3 separate regions of the Homo sapiens genome follow, and all the other regions are linked to region 1. Evidence: chromatin contacts called from ENCODE Hi-C or POLR2A ChIA-PET data. All regions are on one chromosome and are shown on one strand. The core of a region is the stretch at or near the end of the contact, and the rest is flanking DNA. Distances in the headings are between cores, read along the strand shown. Region 1 holds the start of UTP18 (UTP18 small subunit processome component). Region 2 holds the start of SRSF1 (serine and arginine rich splicing factor 1). Region 3 holds the start of DGKE (diacylglycerol kinase epsilon).

The links. A loop is a pair of places that touch in the nucleus more often than their neighbours do. ChIA-PET counts read pairs that join two places held with the same protein, here RNA polymerase II (POLR2A). Pooled maps may share reads with other maps.
Region 2: a map with no recorded cell type shows a loop between it and region 1 (21-fold over the local background). The contact joins the promoter of SRSF1 here to the promoter of UTP18 in region 1. A Hi-C loop is called at or near these places in 2 of 37 single-sample maps with no recorded cell type and 8 of 50 pooled maps.
Region 3: a map of naive thymus-derived CD4-positive, alpha-beta T cell shows a loop between it and region 1 (16-fold over the local background). The contact joins the promoter of DGKE here to the promoter of UTP18 in region 1. A Hi-C loop is called at or near these places in 1 of 168 maps with a recorded cell type or tissue (naive thymus-derived CD4-positive, alpha-beta T cell), 2 of 37 single-sample maps with no recorded cell type and 9 of 50 pooled maps. POLR2A ChIA-PET finds 5 or more read pairs at or near these places in 2 of 52 experiments (A549 and activated CD8-positive, alpha-beta memory T cell).

The regions. Positions count from the first base shown.
Region 1 is chr17:51,257,696-51,262,779 of GRCh38, reverse strand. It overlaps UTP18 (UTP18 small subunit processome component), which reads right to left and starts at 2,234. Exons shown (of 14, transcript NM_016001.3): 1 at 1,854-2,234. The coding sequence starts at 2,195. MBTD1 (mbt domain containing 1) reads left to right here and starts at 2,731. Exons shown (of 17, transcript NM_017643.3): 1 at 2,731-2,945; 2 at 3,574-3,637. RefSeq lists an enhancer at 1,164-1,213 and silencers at 1,684-1,873, 2,224-2,333, 2,674-2,993.
Region 2 is chr17:58,004,748-58,009,831 of GRCh38, reverse strand. SRSF1 (serine and arginine rich splicing factor 1) reads left to right here and starts at 2,586. Exons shown (of 4, transcript NM_006924.5): 1 at 2,586-2,888; 2 at 3,305-3,489; 3 at 3,859-4,031; 4 at 4,232-5,084. The coding sequence starts at 2,695. The coding sequence ends at 4,426. RefSeq lists enhancers at 2,235-2,284, 2,233-2,951, 3,075-3,124, 3,395-3,444, 3,776-4,975.
Region 3 is chr17:56,831,494-56,836,577 of GRCh38, reverse strand. DGKE (diacylglycerol kinase epsilon) reads right to left here and starts at 2,427. Exons shown (of 12, transcript NM_003647.3): 1 at 2,318-2,427; 2 at 1,319-1,800. The coding sequence starts at 1,782. C17orf67 (chromosome 17 open reading frame 67) reads left to right here and starts at 2,658. Exons shown (of 8, transcript NM_001085430.4): 1 at 2,658-2,960; 2 at 3,236-3,680. LOC124904036 (a long non-coding RNA gene) reads left to right here. Exons shown (of 3, transcript XR_007065857.1): 3 at 1-218. RefSeq lists enhancers at 974-1,571, 1,303-1,702, 2,171-2,768 and silencers at 2,093-3,162, 3,136-3,430.

The DNA of each region.
Region 1 (5,084 bases), core at 985-3,484:
AGGAGTTCGAGTCCAGCCTGGGCAACATAGGGAGATCTCGTCTCTACAGAAAATTTTTAAATTTAGCTGGGTGTGTGGTGTGCACCTGTGGCCCCAGCTAACTACTTGGGAGGCAGAGGCAGGAGGATCACTTGAGCCTAGGAGGATGAAGCTGACTTCTGAGTTTAAAGTGTTCGGAGAATTGTGCAGGTGTAATTTATCTGTGACCAACAAGAAGAGCAACCAGTTACTATTAGCAAAAGGGAGATGGAAGACTAATAGGTGCCGCTACACTCCAGTCTGGGTGACAAAGTTAGACCGTATCTCTAAATAAGTAAAAAATAAATATACCATTAAATCTAAATTCTAAAGTTATAAATTTATACCATAAAGTTTATACTATCAAATCTAAACCTAGGCCGGGTGCGGTGGCTCACACTTGTAGTCTCAGCACTTTGGGAGGCCGAGGCGGGCGGATCACGAGGTCAGGAGTTTGAGACCAGCCTGGCGAAGATGGTGAAACCCCGTTTCTACTAAAGATACAAAAAAAAATTAGCCAGGCGTGGTGGCGCACGCCTGTAATGCCAGCTACTCCAGAGGCTGAGGCAGGAGAATCGCTTGAACCCAGGAAGTGGAGGTTGCAGTGAGCCGAGATGGCGCCACTGCACTCCAGCCTGGGCGACAGGGCGAGTCTAAAAAAAAAAAAAAATCTAAACCTAGACCACAGAATATCCCTTGAAGTGAGTTTGAGCTTCCCAAAACCAATGATAGAAATGTCCAAGTGGTTTCTACTTGCTCTACTACTAGTCTAATAGCCTTCAAACCCAACAGCTCCCACCTCCGTACACTGTTCCTTTTCCAGACGACAAAACCGTCGCACAGTTCAGCATGTTTCCAGTAATAGTTCTGTACTTCCCAAAAAGATTGCTGCCACTTCTCCTACAAGCACCCGAAGGCGGCTCTGGTAAGCAGCTGACATTAACTAGGTCAGCATTTGTGTAATAAACATGGCCTGGGTAATTCTCGGTGAGCTTTCCTCTGCCCCCTTTATCTAAAATTTCACAGGCCTCTACACACGCCCATCTCCCTTTCCCGAATGTCCTTTTTTCTCTTCAGCACTTGTCACCAACAAACCTGAAGTTTACTCGTTTATCTCCTCTATCTTGTCTCTGCCACTAGCACACAAGCGCCAAAAGGCAGGGATTTTTGTCAGTTTTGTCCATTGCTGTGTCTCCTCCAGTGCCTAGAACAATGTCCGGGACTCTCTCAAGAAAAGCCTGGTATAGAATTTAAAGGGATAGCAAAATGTGTGCAAAAAGTATGATCAATCACGCAGGGTTTGCCATTGCCAGAAAGGGTATCTGGCAACTAACAGGTTCACCAATATTTGCTAAATGAACGGAATACACGATCATTCTCAAAACATGGTGGGTCTCATAGTCACATGGGGACATAGTTACAACGGAGATGCCCAGGCCCGTGCCCACGAATTGATTCCATCAACGAAATCGAATTCCTGAATCACAAGGAACTGAGGCAGGTGATCAAAAGACCACCCTCAGTTTGGGAAGAGGCTAGCGGAGTCGAGCAGCAGCGAAAGATGCTCACGACCACAGTTCGCAAAGCAGATACCCGAGCAGCGGCGCCTCCAGGGGCGGAGAAAGACGCGGTCCCCGCCCTCCAGGCACTTTCAGTCTGGAGCAGGGAGGCGAGGGACCCGCAGCTGCGACCCTCCGCGCCCGCGTTCTCGGGCTCCCTCCCACCTGAGCGCTCCCCGCCGCCGCAGGTCGCCCAGGCTCCGCCCCCCGGAGCTTCACCGCCCACCGCGCGCCCCGCCCGAGTGCGCCCAGCCCGCGCGCCGCGGCCTCCCTCACCCTCGGGCCTCGCAGACGCCGCAGCAACGCGTCCTCGTCGTTCTCGACGTCGCCGAAGACCAGCTCCTCCAAGCACCGCTCCACGGCCGGTTTGTCCTCCTCCAGCCTCAGGCGGTTCCGCTGCCGGAGCCGTCTCTCTTCCTCCGCCGCCGCGACTGCAATCGCAGCGGCCGCCGCGCTCGGCCGGGCCGGCGGTTTCCGCTGGGATGAAGGGGCAGGCTTTTGGGGAGGCCCGCCTGGCCCCGCTCCGGCTTTCCAGTCCGGCCTCATTCCGGGCTTCCGCTTCGGCTTCGCTCCGGTTCTCCGGTCCAGTTTCATTCGTCTCCTCCGCTCCGGCGGCATCGTTAGGTTTGAGGAGAAACGCAGGCGCTCACGTGGAACCTCGCTGCGCATGCGCCCAGGCCCCTCGCGGGCCGCCGCCGCCGAAGCCCCGGGGGCCGGAAGGAGCCTGCGCAGCCTCTTGCCACGTGACCAGCACTCCCTCCCTCTACGTAACTCCCGCTCCCCTACCCAGCCCCGCCCCGTGTGGGAGTTCCTCCGGGAGGGCCAATCTTCCGGGTGTAGGGGGAAGCGGCGTGACTGGAGTGGAAAATTTTTCCAACACAATTTCGCAGCTGCAACATATTGAAAGGAGCGCAAGAAACCCCGACTATACACTGGGACGGCTGAATGGAACTTCTGCTTTTCCTCTTGGCTGTAACCACTTGACTTGACACAAGCCCCAATACGCTTTCCACCCTTCGTCTTGGTACGGTCCTTGGAGTACGGAGCCTGCAGAGGGTCCCACGGTGGAAGCGAGAGAGGAGGGTATGTAGGGAAGTGGGCCAATCGGGGCGCGGGTCACGGCGCAGGCGCGCTGGGGAGGGAGGGCTATGCTAATGTTGTTGATATCCTGGGGCCACCCGAGTTAAAGGGGGGAAATCCGGGGGCTGCTGCACCCGCCACCGGTCTGGGCCCAGCCGGGGGCCCCCTGTAGTCGCCGCAGTCCCGGGGAGAGGCACCTGCCCCCAGCCCGGGGAGGGGGCGCCGCGGGCTCGGGGAGCACGGACAACCCCTACCCATGAGGCCCTGATGGAAAACACAAAGGATCTGGTGAGAGCCGAGCGCGGCAGCCGCTTTGTGTGCCAGGTGGGGGGGACGCCTGCAGCTCTCCGACCCCAGGAACCCCGCAGCTCCCTGACCCCGCTCCCTGGCCTGCTTCTCCATCCCACGCCCTCTCAACCTCCGGAGCCCCCCTCCCCCTTCCAGCCGTTAAACGATTCAGGGGTTCCCCTCCCCCCACCCCGTCAGCCTTGGACTCGTTGGGGTTCTCTCCATCTCCTCCACCCTTTGGAAGAAAAATTCGAGAAGAAAGTTTTTCTCTGCGTCCTGCCCCCGCCCCCTGCTCTGGCTAGGGGGGAAAGGCTGGATCCGAGACTTTTCCTTTTTTAGCCACCCAGGGTGGGAGAGTGGAGTAGTCCTCTCTTCTTGGCGGGGAGGGGGAGCACAGTTTCGTTGCTTTGCAGGGGAAGGTGTCTATCTGCCTTGGGGGCAGTGCCGCGAGGCGGTTTGCACGTGGAGGTGGAAATATTGAAAGGGGGCGGGGTGGGCACGTGCGGGAGAGGTGGGAGTGGTGTTTGGGAAGCAGCCTCCAAGGCTGCATATTTAAAAGGGTTTCAAGTCGGTGGACTTCTGTGACCATTGCGTTCTCCTTTGTGAAATAAGAATCCTAACATTTCAGAGTCGGAAGAGACATTAGAGGTCATCCAAAGCAGCCGTCCCCTCTGCAGCCTCTCTGACAAGTGGTAGGTAGTCTGAACCCTGCTTACACCCCTAAAAGCACTGAGAGCTCACTACTGCCCAGGAAAGCCCATATTTCAGTAGTTCTAATTGTTGTCTGCCTACCCTTATTAGACCCTTCAGTCTCATTCATGTCCTGGTTAAGTTGCTCCTTTTTTTACTTCTCAAATTTTCTCTCACATCCTCCTCACCCACCCACTGCTCATTGGCCTATATTTTGTGTGCCAAGAAAGAACAGCAGGGAAGTGGAGGAAGGGGGGTTGAGAGATAGTGAGGGCTAGCCGAAAACTTTGCTGGGTCAGTGTCAAGTGTGCTGGCTTACATGCCTGAAGATGTTTTTCTACAGGAAGCTAAAGAATTACAATATGGGAATTTCGTGCCTGTTTTCTCTTAGGAGTGCATCTTTTTGAAGTTAGAAATTTCAGCGTCATCTCCGTGGTTCTTGTATCACAAAACACATTTGTTTATTACCTAAATCACTTCTAAGGATGTCTAAAACTGAAGTGGTTAGAAGCATCACCTGGTAGAGGGATGATTAGATGATTACCGCCCACACCCGTATTTGACCTGTGTTCCTCGGAAGCTAGTCTTTCCTCCAAGGGCCTCTCTTCCAAATGCTTTTACTCCTTCTTTTTTTTTTTTAAGTAACTATCTTTTATGAGATTTGAAATTTACGAACCATTTTAATACTTGTTTAGAGTTTACAATATTTTTAATTCTCCTTATATTAGCATGCACCAGTACTTATCACTGGGTGGTTGAGATAGTTGAAACTATTGTCACTGGGTGTTTTTCTAACATTCTCCTTCATTTGGTGAGCTATGCTGCCTCTAAAAGTAGTTTTATTGGCCTAAGAATCTTGGATATACCTATTACTCTCTAATGTGGTGAAGTGGGTGTCAAGACATAACAGGTATAATGTAGAAATAATGCATGTGATTTAAAAGCCAGCAAATAAATTTCACCTTAAGCCCCAGTCTCCTATTTAAAAGGTTAGACTCAATTTTTCTCTCCTCCTCTTATAACTTAGAGACTGTTGCTTTGCTCTTGTGGACTTAGACTGTTATTTTATTTTTCATTTGTTTACCTCAACACCAGAGTGTTTAGAAAGAAAATAGCTGTACTTTTTTTTTTTTTTTGCACCACCTCCTTCTCTGAATAACAAGTAGCTTCTATCTATCTAAAACCCCATACTGATTGCTTGTGAGTACCTTGCAAATTATGGCAACATCTGTCTTGAATAAGTATTTATTCATAGTGCCTTACGTTGTTGCGTCATGCTTTTTAACCATCCAGTTTCTAACTTTATGTAATGTTTGACATAAAATATTTCCTCTAAATCTACTCATTAGAATTCAGCTTGTGAAAAAGAATCAGTAGAGGTGTAATAATAGTGTTTTTAACATTTTAATTAATAAGGAGTTCCAAGTTTTTTTCCTGCTTACTTTAAAC
Region 2 (5,084 bases), core at 1,337-3,836, 6.7 Mb before region 1:
ACTCTGTCTCAAAAAAAAAAAAAAAATATATATATATATATATATATATATACACACACACACACAAACACACATCTATATATATACTTAAAGGATGGTCTGAAGAATAGGCAATCTATCCTTCCCTTGACAAATTTCAGAAGTTCTTTTTCCTTTTGGGATCTATGGACTCCTTTAAGAAGTTGATTAAAATTCCAAATCCTCTTCCCAGAAAAAAGTACACACATGCATATAATTTTGTACATGCACACATGCATATAATTTTCGAAAATATTACAGAAAGCTCAAGGATTACCAAAGGTCATCTGTAGATATACCGAGGATCTACGGCCACAAGACCAAGCATCCCTGCTCATTTCAAATTGAATTTGTATTTTGGGGTCACCGAGAAACATTTGTAAAATATATTTCATCAGCTTTTAGAATTAAGAAAACATGTCCTTCTCCTGAATGACCTATTTACTTTTATCCCAAAGGCACTTTGGATTTTGAATACACAATACTTCTGTACCCTTCTTTACCGTGACTTCTGGGAAGACTAAAGTAAAATTTGCAATCTATCTCAACAAATTCAACGGGCTTTCACTGCAGGCATTTTGTATAGTAATTTATGCGTATTTCATTTAATCCACCCCTCATTTTCCCATTCCTCTGATTTCTTACTCTAGCATTTTTTTTGTGTGTGTGTGAGATGGAGTCTTGTTCTGTCACCCAGGCTGGAGTGCAGTGGCGTGATTTCCGCTCACTGCAGCCTCCACCTCCTAAGGGTTCAAGAGATTGTCCTGTCTCACCCTACCGAGTAGCTGGGATTACAGGCACGCGCCACCATACCCAGCTAATGTTTTGTATTTTTAGAAGATACGGGTTTCGACATGTTGGTCTCCGACTCCTGACCTCAGGTGATCCGCCCGCCTCGGCCTCCCAAAGTGCTGGGATTACAGGAGTGAGCCACCACGCCCAGCCTCATCTAGTTTTCATGTTTTATGGTATCTCTGTAAGTTGCCTCACATCCTTGCGGAAAGGGACTACTGTAAATAAATAACATGAAGAAAATTATCCCTTAAATTCAGTGTGTAGATCTGTTATGGCAAATTTATGACTGCAGGGTTTGATTTTAATTTGTTGTTGTTTCCCCCTCCTTTTTTTTTTTTTTGGAGGAGTCTCACTCTGTAGCCCAGGCTGCAGTGCAATGGCGCCATCTCAGCTCACTGCAACCTCCGCCTCCAGGGTTCTAGCGATTCTCCTGCCTCAGCCTCCCGCGTAGAGTGGATTACAGGCGCCTGCCACCAAGCCCGGCTAATTTTTTGTTTTTTCAGTAGAGACGGGATTTCACCATGTTGGCCAGGCTGGTCTCGAATTCCTGACCTCAAGTGATCCAACCGCCTCGGCCTCCCAAAGTGCTGGCGTGAGCCACCGCGCCCAGCCTGATTTGAATTTTAATTCATTAGCGACGTTTAAAAATCCCAGGATTTCACATAAAAATCCAGATTTCAGACGTCGAAAAAAAATGTAAAATGTTATCTCCCAATGCCGCAGGCAAACAGGATCACAGTCCTGAATAGCAACCGCGGTATCTAGTGGTTACGGTTCTCACATCCATTTTGCTCCATTTTATTACCTGAGAGGACCGGTATTTTCAAAACCTGGTGTATCAGTAACTTTTAGGGAAAACTTTTGAAAAAAGGACTGCACACACGCACCCTTTCTTCCTTCTCGTTCTTTGAAAGGAAACAACAGAAACGATTCATTCTGCAGGCATTCTGCGCTAGTCCCACGGACAGGCGACTAACAAGAGATAAAAAGGTGTGGGTCCCATAGGCGGTACGGTGTTACCCCTTCTGGTTGGCGGGTACCACGTTGCCGGTCGGGATACGGACCCACTGCGACTAGCACTAGGAGTGCTGACCCGAGCTATGCAAAGTTCTGACGAGAAGGCGGAACGGTACTTAATGAAGAGGATTAAGGAATCTAAATCGGTTTCGCTAAATTAGACACATCTGTCTAAGCAGCCACGGTCTATTCGCAGCAGGGGCGGGAAGACAAACCAACGCCCCAGCTCTCCGTTCAATCACCCGCAACTCAGCTCTGGATTAGACGCACCCTACGAAGATACCCGGGTTTCCGGAGCAACCGCCCGGGCCGTCCCCCTTTGGCCCCGCCTCCGAGACTCTTTCCCGCCAAAGGCCGTTATCGCCGCAGAGCATGGTGGGACAACGCTTTAGGCTAGGTTTCACCAAGTGCTTTGAAGGCGCCGAGTTGCTTTCAAAGATCCTCATTCCTGGAGAAATCGACCATCCTTCAAGACCCGACCTGGATGACTAGCTCCTTTAACGAAAGTTCGTTATTTAACTTTTACCAAACGGCTGGTCACTCTGTTCGCAAACCACCCCAAGCTGGGAACGCGGGGGACTTTTTTACCCCCTTCGTGGGGAGGGTGACGTCGCGCGTGCGTGCGCGTGCGCTGAACGTAGCCCTCGCAGCACCCGTTGCGCTCCCGCGCGTGCGTGTTGGGATCGAATCGCTGTTTCCTTCCGCTTCTCTTCCTCTGTCTCCCCCCCATATCCGTGCGCCGAGCTGATAAAGGCGCCATTTTGGAGGGGCCGCGGGAGACGTGGTGCCGCTGCGGGCTCGCTCTGCCGTGCGCTAGGCTTGGTGGGAAGGCCTGTTCTCGAGTCCGCGCTTTTCGTCACCGCCATGTCGGGAGGTGGTGTGATTCGTGGCCCCGCAGGGAACAACGATTGCCGCATCTACGTGGGTAACTTACCTCCAGACATCCGAACCAAGGACATTGAGGACGTGTTCTACAAATACGGCGCTATCCGCGACATCGACCTCAAGAATCGCCGCGGGGGACCGCCCTTCGCCTTCGTTGAGTTCGAGGACCCGCGGTGAGGCGGCATGGGGCTTGCAGCCTTGAGGAAATAGGTCCGAGTAGTTGGGGAAGGCTCCAAGGCCTTAACATAGAGAACGGGGAAGCGGGGGCTCTTAGAGAGGTTGGGGCGAGACTGTATCGCCCATGCAGGAGTCGAGTAAGGAGCTGAGTTGATGTGGCTTCTCTGGCGCCTCGCCTTGGACGTCCCCGGAGCCCATTCGCAGGCTGGAGCGGGAAACTGAGGCGCTGAGGGCTGGTGTAGTGGTTGGGAGCCTGGCGTGTTTCTGGGTGGGGGAGGGGCCATTCCTATTATGCGGCGCATGTGGGCTCTTCCACGTTGGGTGCGCATGTGCGGGGGGTTTGCTGGTTCCCAACTGAGCGAGCTTCTCCTCCTGGTGTTTCTCATCCCTTTTACTTTCTGCGATCCCGCAGAGACGCGGAAGACGCGGTGTATGGTCGCGACGGCTATGATTACGATGGGTACCGTCTGCGGGTGGAGTTTCCTCGAAGCGGCCGTGGAACAGGCCGAGGCGGCGGCGGGGGTGGAGGTGGCGGAGCTCCCCGAGGTCGCTATGGCCCCCCATCCAGGCGGTCTGAAAACAGAGTGGTTGTCTCTGGTGAGTGTACTGGTTGTGTGGATTGATGTGAAGGGACGAAAACTACCTAAAATTTTTCTCTTGCGTGACAGGTTTAATAATTGCAAATTTTTCATGCTAGGTCTTAAATTGCTTTAGTTTTTGGGTGAATTTAATAAACGAGGATTGCTGCTGTGGTGATTTACCAAATTAGGTTGCGGTACTAGATACGAAGATCGTTACAAATAATTTTGGACTCTGGATTCCAGAATCTTACCAGCTCTCTTTACCTGGTATCACTTAAGTACACCTATTAAGTACTTTAAAGTACTCTTTGTCCTAATGTACCTTACCAGCTTAACGTGAAATTTAAGATAATTGGTACTAAGAAAAAAAAAATCACTTTTTCAGGACTGCCTCCAAGTGGAAGTTGGCAGGATTTAAAGGATCACATGCGTGAAGCAGGTGATGTATGTTATGCTGATGTTTACCGAGATGGCACTGGTGTCGTGGAGTTTGTACGGAAAGAAGATATGACCTATGCAGTTCGAAAACTGGATAACACTAAGTTTAGATCTCATGAGGTAGGTTATACACGTATTCTTTTCTTTGACCAGAATTGGATACAGTGGTCTTAACAGTGGAATTTCAAGGTAAGGATTCAGGCAAGGTTGTCCAAGTAAATTGCCAGATTTCTGGTTTTAGTTACATTGTATTCATTCAGCATGTCTGAAGATAGATGAAAGCTTAGATCTTTCAATGGAAAGTTCTGTCTATCCAATAGGGAGAAACTGCCTACATCCGGGTTAAAGTTGATGGGCCCAGAAGTCCAAGTTATGGAAGATCTCGATCTCGAAGCCGTAGTCGTAGCAGAAGCCGTAGCAGAAGCAACAGCAGGAGTCGCAGTTACTCCCCAAGGAGAAGCAGAGGATCACCACGCTATTCTCCCCGTCATAGCAGATCTCGCTCTCGTACATAAGATGATTGGTGACACTTTTTGTAGAACCCATGTTGTATACAGTTTTCCTTTATTCAGTACAATCTTTTCATTTTTTAATTCAAACTGTTTTGTTCAGAATGGGCTAAAGTGTTGAATTGCATTCTTGTAATATCCCCTTGCTCCTAACATCTACATTCCCTTCGTGTCTTTGATAAATTGTATTTTAAGTGATGTCATAGACAGGATTGTTTAAATTTAGTTAACTCCATACTCTTCAGACTGTGATATTGTGTAAATGTCTATCTGCCCTGGTTTGTGTGAACTGGGATGTTGGGGGTGTTTGTGGTTATCTTACCTGGGGAAGTTCTTATGTTTATCTTGCTTTTCATGTGTCTTTCTGTAGACATATCTGAAGAGATGGATTAAGAATGCTTTGGATTAAGGATTGTGGAGCACATTTCAATCATTTTAGGATTGTCAAAAGGAGGATTGAGGAGGATCAGATCAATAATGGAGGCAATGGTATGACTCCAAGTGCTATTGTCACAGATGAAATTGGCAGTATTGACCTTATACTAAAAGGCAGGGGTTAAAAATGATTATATACATTTTCCTTAAAACACTTGCAAACATTTTATTCAGTTGTCTTTAGCTACAATTGCTTTGCTTTTTAAACCTTGGCAATTGTGGCAAAATT
Region 3 (5,084 bases), core at 1,178-3,677, 5.6 Mb before region 1:
AGAGTATTTGAAATACGGTTATTTATGGAAACCATTTTTAATATAATTCTGCACAGACACAGACTGCTGGAGGCTACACCAGAGAAGGGAAGGAAATAGAACAATACTCAATTCATTATGAAATTTATTTAAAGTCCCTGCTAACTTGGCTCTCACTGATGCCAGAAGGACAGCATTTAATTTTTAAAGATACCAAATAAAAATGCATGGTTACAAAACTTTGTAGTTGTCTAGAATACATTATTTTGAACATTTATTCTTAAGCCTCTTTGATAATGTGTAAAATTATTTAAAATAAGACTTAAAAACAGGTATTGACATTATAATAGCGTTCATGCTAATGAAAGAATTTCTGCAAAAAAAATTAAAAAAATTAAAAAGCAGCTTCCTATTTACTGCCTATTTCATTTCTTAAGCATGTTTATGCGCCTTTCTACTTGTCAGAAATAAAACCCATTACAATGAAGATGTCCAGACTTAAGGCTCAAAGGAGGCTAAGTGTTAGTCCAGAGCTGGAAATCCTGGAGGCCAGTCCTATTTTACCAGAGTGGACCTAACGGGCTTTAATTTTCTCAACTGTGAACTGAGTTAGAATAGATCATTTGCAAAGCAGCATTCTCCTTTACCAATTTCCAACATCAGCAAAGGACATCTTCACCTATTTTCAAACAATATTTAAGGACAAAAATGTGTTGTCCAGTGTGTATATAAAAGACATTAAAATATTCTTGGCTTAATCAAGGTCACTTATCTAAGATTCTACATGTCCTGAAAGACCAAGCGTCAAAAGGAATATTCCTTTCAGTGTTCTTTTTGAGTATATTTCGCTATGGTACCAACAGCTATATTAGCAAAAGACATAAAAGTGCTGCCTTGGAATGACACTTGTTTTCACTGCACATTCATAGTACAAAACCTGTGACCCATCAGTTTTGCGGCTGAAGGGAAAAGTTAATTTGTCCATATTTCATTTTTCCTTATTTAAAATAAGGAGATAATCGATAGGAACAAAAGCTAAAATATACAGTGGCCATGAAGCAGGCACCACTTAGAAACCTCTGTATTAACGTTAGGAGCCAAGTTTTATTACCCAAAAGGGCAGGCTGGCTGAGGAGTGGAGGCTGGATGCATCGTCTCAGCAAATGACTACTGCAAAGCTGCCACGCTTGCACAAACTCAGGGATGTTTATTTATTAGCTTGTTTCCTCAAAATGAGTTTAGGTCATCAGCAGAGATTAAAGCAGGCCTCTACACCACTCTATGAAATCCTGATTCCCACGGCGCATTCTGGGACAGTGAGTGTCCACGAAGACCATACCTGTAATCGCAAAGCTTGGGTTGACAGCCACACTGCTGCTTGCAAACCATACAGTAACTGCACAGGGGCACGTTGCCCCGGATCCAGTGGTGGGGCATGGCGTCCAGGACCTTGGTGTCATTCTTGAGCATAATCTCCTTGCACTGGAAGCGCTTGTCGGCCTTCCTGAGGCAGCCCTCGTCCACGCGGAGCCCGCAGCAGTCGCAGAAGGCGCCCTGCAGAATGTGCTGCGCGCACACGCAGCAGTAGGTGGGCTGGCTGAACAGGTCCGTGTCGCGCCACCCGTGCTTGCTCTTGCGGAAGATGTCCCTGCGGTGCAGCTGCCGGCGCGACCGCTGGAGGCTACACCAGAAGGTGATGAACACCGGCAGCAGGACCGAGCACAGCGTCCACAAGATCAGGTGCCCGTCCGCAAACAGGCCCTCGGAGGGCGAGCCCGGCGCCGGCCGCCTCTCCGCTTCCATCTTCTCCAAGGACGATACCTAACCAGAAAAGAAACAGGCGGTGCACCCCGAGCTCGCCATCCCTTCCCCGCCCCCTTCCTGCCTTTCCGGGGCCAAACCGGGCGCCCTCAGTGAAGGTGGCTCCGCTCTCCCGAGGGCGGGACTGCGCCTCGTCCCCCCGTCTCCCGGGACCTGCCGCGCCGAGAAGGCGACGTCCAGCCATCACGCTCCAATCCCCACTCCCCAACCCGCCCCACCTCGGGAGCGCGTCCAGGAGCCCAAGGCGGCTGCTGCTGCCGCCGCCGCCTCACCTTGCCGCCGGTCTGACCCACGGAAGGGCGCAACATACAGGGGCAAGCTGCCCTCCACCGAAAGGCCGGGCGTTCAGGCCAGGCAACGCCGGTCGGCGCCCGTAACCGTCGGCCCAGGCCTCGCACTCCCCTCCGGGGCGCCGTCTCCTCCCGGGCCCCACCCGCTCCCACGCGCGGCCCGGCGACCCTAGCCCCTCTCGGGAGGCCTCCGGAGACCTGCGCCGCGCCGGTCCTCGAAGCCCTACCTCGCGCGGGTGGAGGCGCGGCTCCGGGCCAGCAGGCCTTGGCCGCCTCGCGCAGGAGGAGAACGACGCTGGGCCGCCAGCAGGGATGAAGCCGGGCGGGGGAAACGCTTAAGGCTCCAGCCGCACGCACGCCGATCCGGCGCGCGGGGCCGCGAGCTGGAGGCGGGGCCTGTGGCGGCGAGCCCCGTGGCTGGGCGGAGCCAGGGCTGACGGGCGGGGCGGAGGTGTGAGGTGGGAGGGGAGACGGACCGGCCTGAGGGGGCGGGGCCGTGGAGGAGGCTGGAGACGGATGGAAGAGGCAGGGCACTGCGGCTGGGGGCGGGGCCTAGGGGAAGGGGGCGGAGTAACAGTGGGGCGTTTGAGAGGATGGAGGGTTGAATGCCAAAACTTCGTAATCGTAGAAAATTCTGGAAAGCCGCCGGCGGGGCAAGGCCACGAGGATCCTCCTCGCAGCACCGCGCCGCGCGGGGCCCAGGGGCCGCGCTCACGCCCGCCGCTCGGCGCAGACACGAGTGCCCCCGACTTGAGCCGAACCTCTAGCCGATGCCGGCGCCGCCGCCGCCGGGGATGCGTAAGCCGACTGGGAAGCGAGGGGGGGAGGCGGCCTGCGCGGCACCGCCCGACCTGGCCGCGGCGGGCTGAGGTAGGTGTGGCGGCCGCAGTAACGCAAACCTGAGGGCTCCTCCGCTGCGGAGCGGCGGGCGGGCGCGGAGGCCGAGGGCGAGCGGGGCAGCCGCCCGCTCGTCGCCGCTGACCCCGAGCCCGGCCGCGGTTTCCGCCCCCTGCCGTGGCGGGCGGGCCTCCCCTGCGCTACCCCCTCGCCCGCGCCCGCCAGCGCCCGAGGCCGGGGAGAAAGGGGAGCAGCGGGAGCCGGGGACTACCGGAGATGGGAGCACGCCTCCTGCTGCTGTCGTCCAGCCCCAGGTTCCGGAGGAATGCTCGCTCCCCGCTGGAGTCCTACCAGCCCAACACGGACCTGAGCCGCGACCACGCGGGCTGCAGCCTGCAGCACATCAGCTACCCGGAGAACGCGGACGCGGAAGCACCGCTGCTCAGCACCCCCGAAGAAACACGGAATCCAGAGAGGCACAGGCACCGCCCCGGCGCGCACAGCTGCACTCAGCGGCTTCCTTCCTACTACATACATACATAGGAGTGGGAGCCGAGGACCACTTGTTGCTTGCGGACTTCCTCTAGCATAAAAGATGGAAAGAAAACACACACCGAAGCAAGGGACCAAAGGAACAGAAAAGAAACGCAGAGATCATAGGAAAACTGCAAAGAAATACTTGATAATATCTTCCAAACGATTAGAGAAGACATAACATTCATTAAGAATACACATATAGATGTATATATACGTGTATGTGTGTATGTATATATTATTATGTGTGCATATATATGCATGTGTATGTGCGTATATTTGTATTAACTGTAGAAGATAAAGCTAGACACTAGTAAAAGTGGTAAAGCAGATTTTAATAATATACTATTGTAATAGGGAAGAAGGTACCTCGTGAACGGAACTGAACTTTGTGCAGAAGTGACTAGGTGTTTAAGAGGGAGGAGGAGGGAATGTGAAGGGGATGAGCAGGAACTCAGTAGTCAGGAAAGTGAAACTTGTGAAGGGTGGGTCAGTGTAAGTAAGGTTAGGCGACAGTGCCTGTTAGATGGCTGTTATGGGAGTCAGGGTCCTATCCTCCCACAGTAACTGGGAGATAGGCCCTTTGCTTCCTGGTGATTGCATGTTGGAGGAATGGCTTTCAGGTTCTTGAGAAGGATACTCCTGATGTGTAGGAGACATTACATCCCAGAGAGACAGAGGAAGGATTCACAATTGTTTAGTTTTTTGTTGTTGTTGTTAACTCTTTAAGAAAGGGACATCAGGGGCTGCTTGTAAGGTGTTGGCAATAGCCAACAGTGAGTTCTTTTGGCAGCTTTCCCAGGAAGATACTTTAGGGGGTCTGGGGTCATCCTATGGATGCAGCTTTGAGCAGTTAAAAACTATGTGTTTAGGCCGGGCGCTGTGGCTCACGCCTGTAACCCCAACACTTTGGGAGGCCGAGGCAGGTGCATCACGGGGTCAGGAATTCAAGATCAGCCTGGTCAAGATGGTGAAACCCCGTCTCTACTAAAAATACAAAAAATTAGCTGGGCATCGTGGTGAGTGCCTGTAGTCCCAGCTACTTGGGAGGCTTGAGGCAGAGAATTGCTTAACCCAGGAGGCGGAGGTTGCAGTGAGCTGAGATCGCACCAATGTATTCCAGCCGGGGCGACAGAGCGAAACTCCGTCTCAAAAAAAAAGAAAGAAAAAGAAACTGTGTGTTTAAGCGTTTTGATATAGGGGGAAGGATGGACCCGATCCTTTTTGCTGAAGTCTGCAGATTTCATAGGCCAAGGTGGAGGCCTAGTTGAAAAGGGGGCTCAGGGAAGCCTGGCTAGAGCTTGGTCAAGGAGGGGATCTTCATCAGTCGTACGTATGTACATGGCACGTGGACCTGCATAGACACGTGTTTGGTGGAGGCTGTCTTATACGGATTCTGCACAACTCAAGTCCCCTAATGGGAACAGACTTGGGGAGGTCACTCTTGAGGCTTTTTGTGGTATTGTGGCTACTGGGAGACCTGAGGAGGGTTCTGGTCACTAGCAGACTCATTTCATTCACCCCTTGGAATCTGCCCAGGACTTGGACTTCTGTGTAATAGTAACTTCACGCCCCAATGATCCTCCACGTTCCTTGCTGATGCTGTGATTGCTCCTCCAAGTT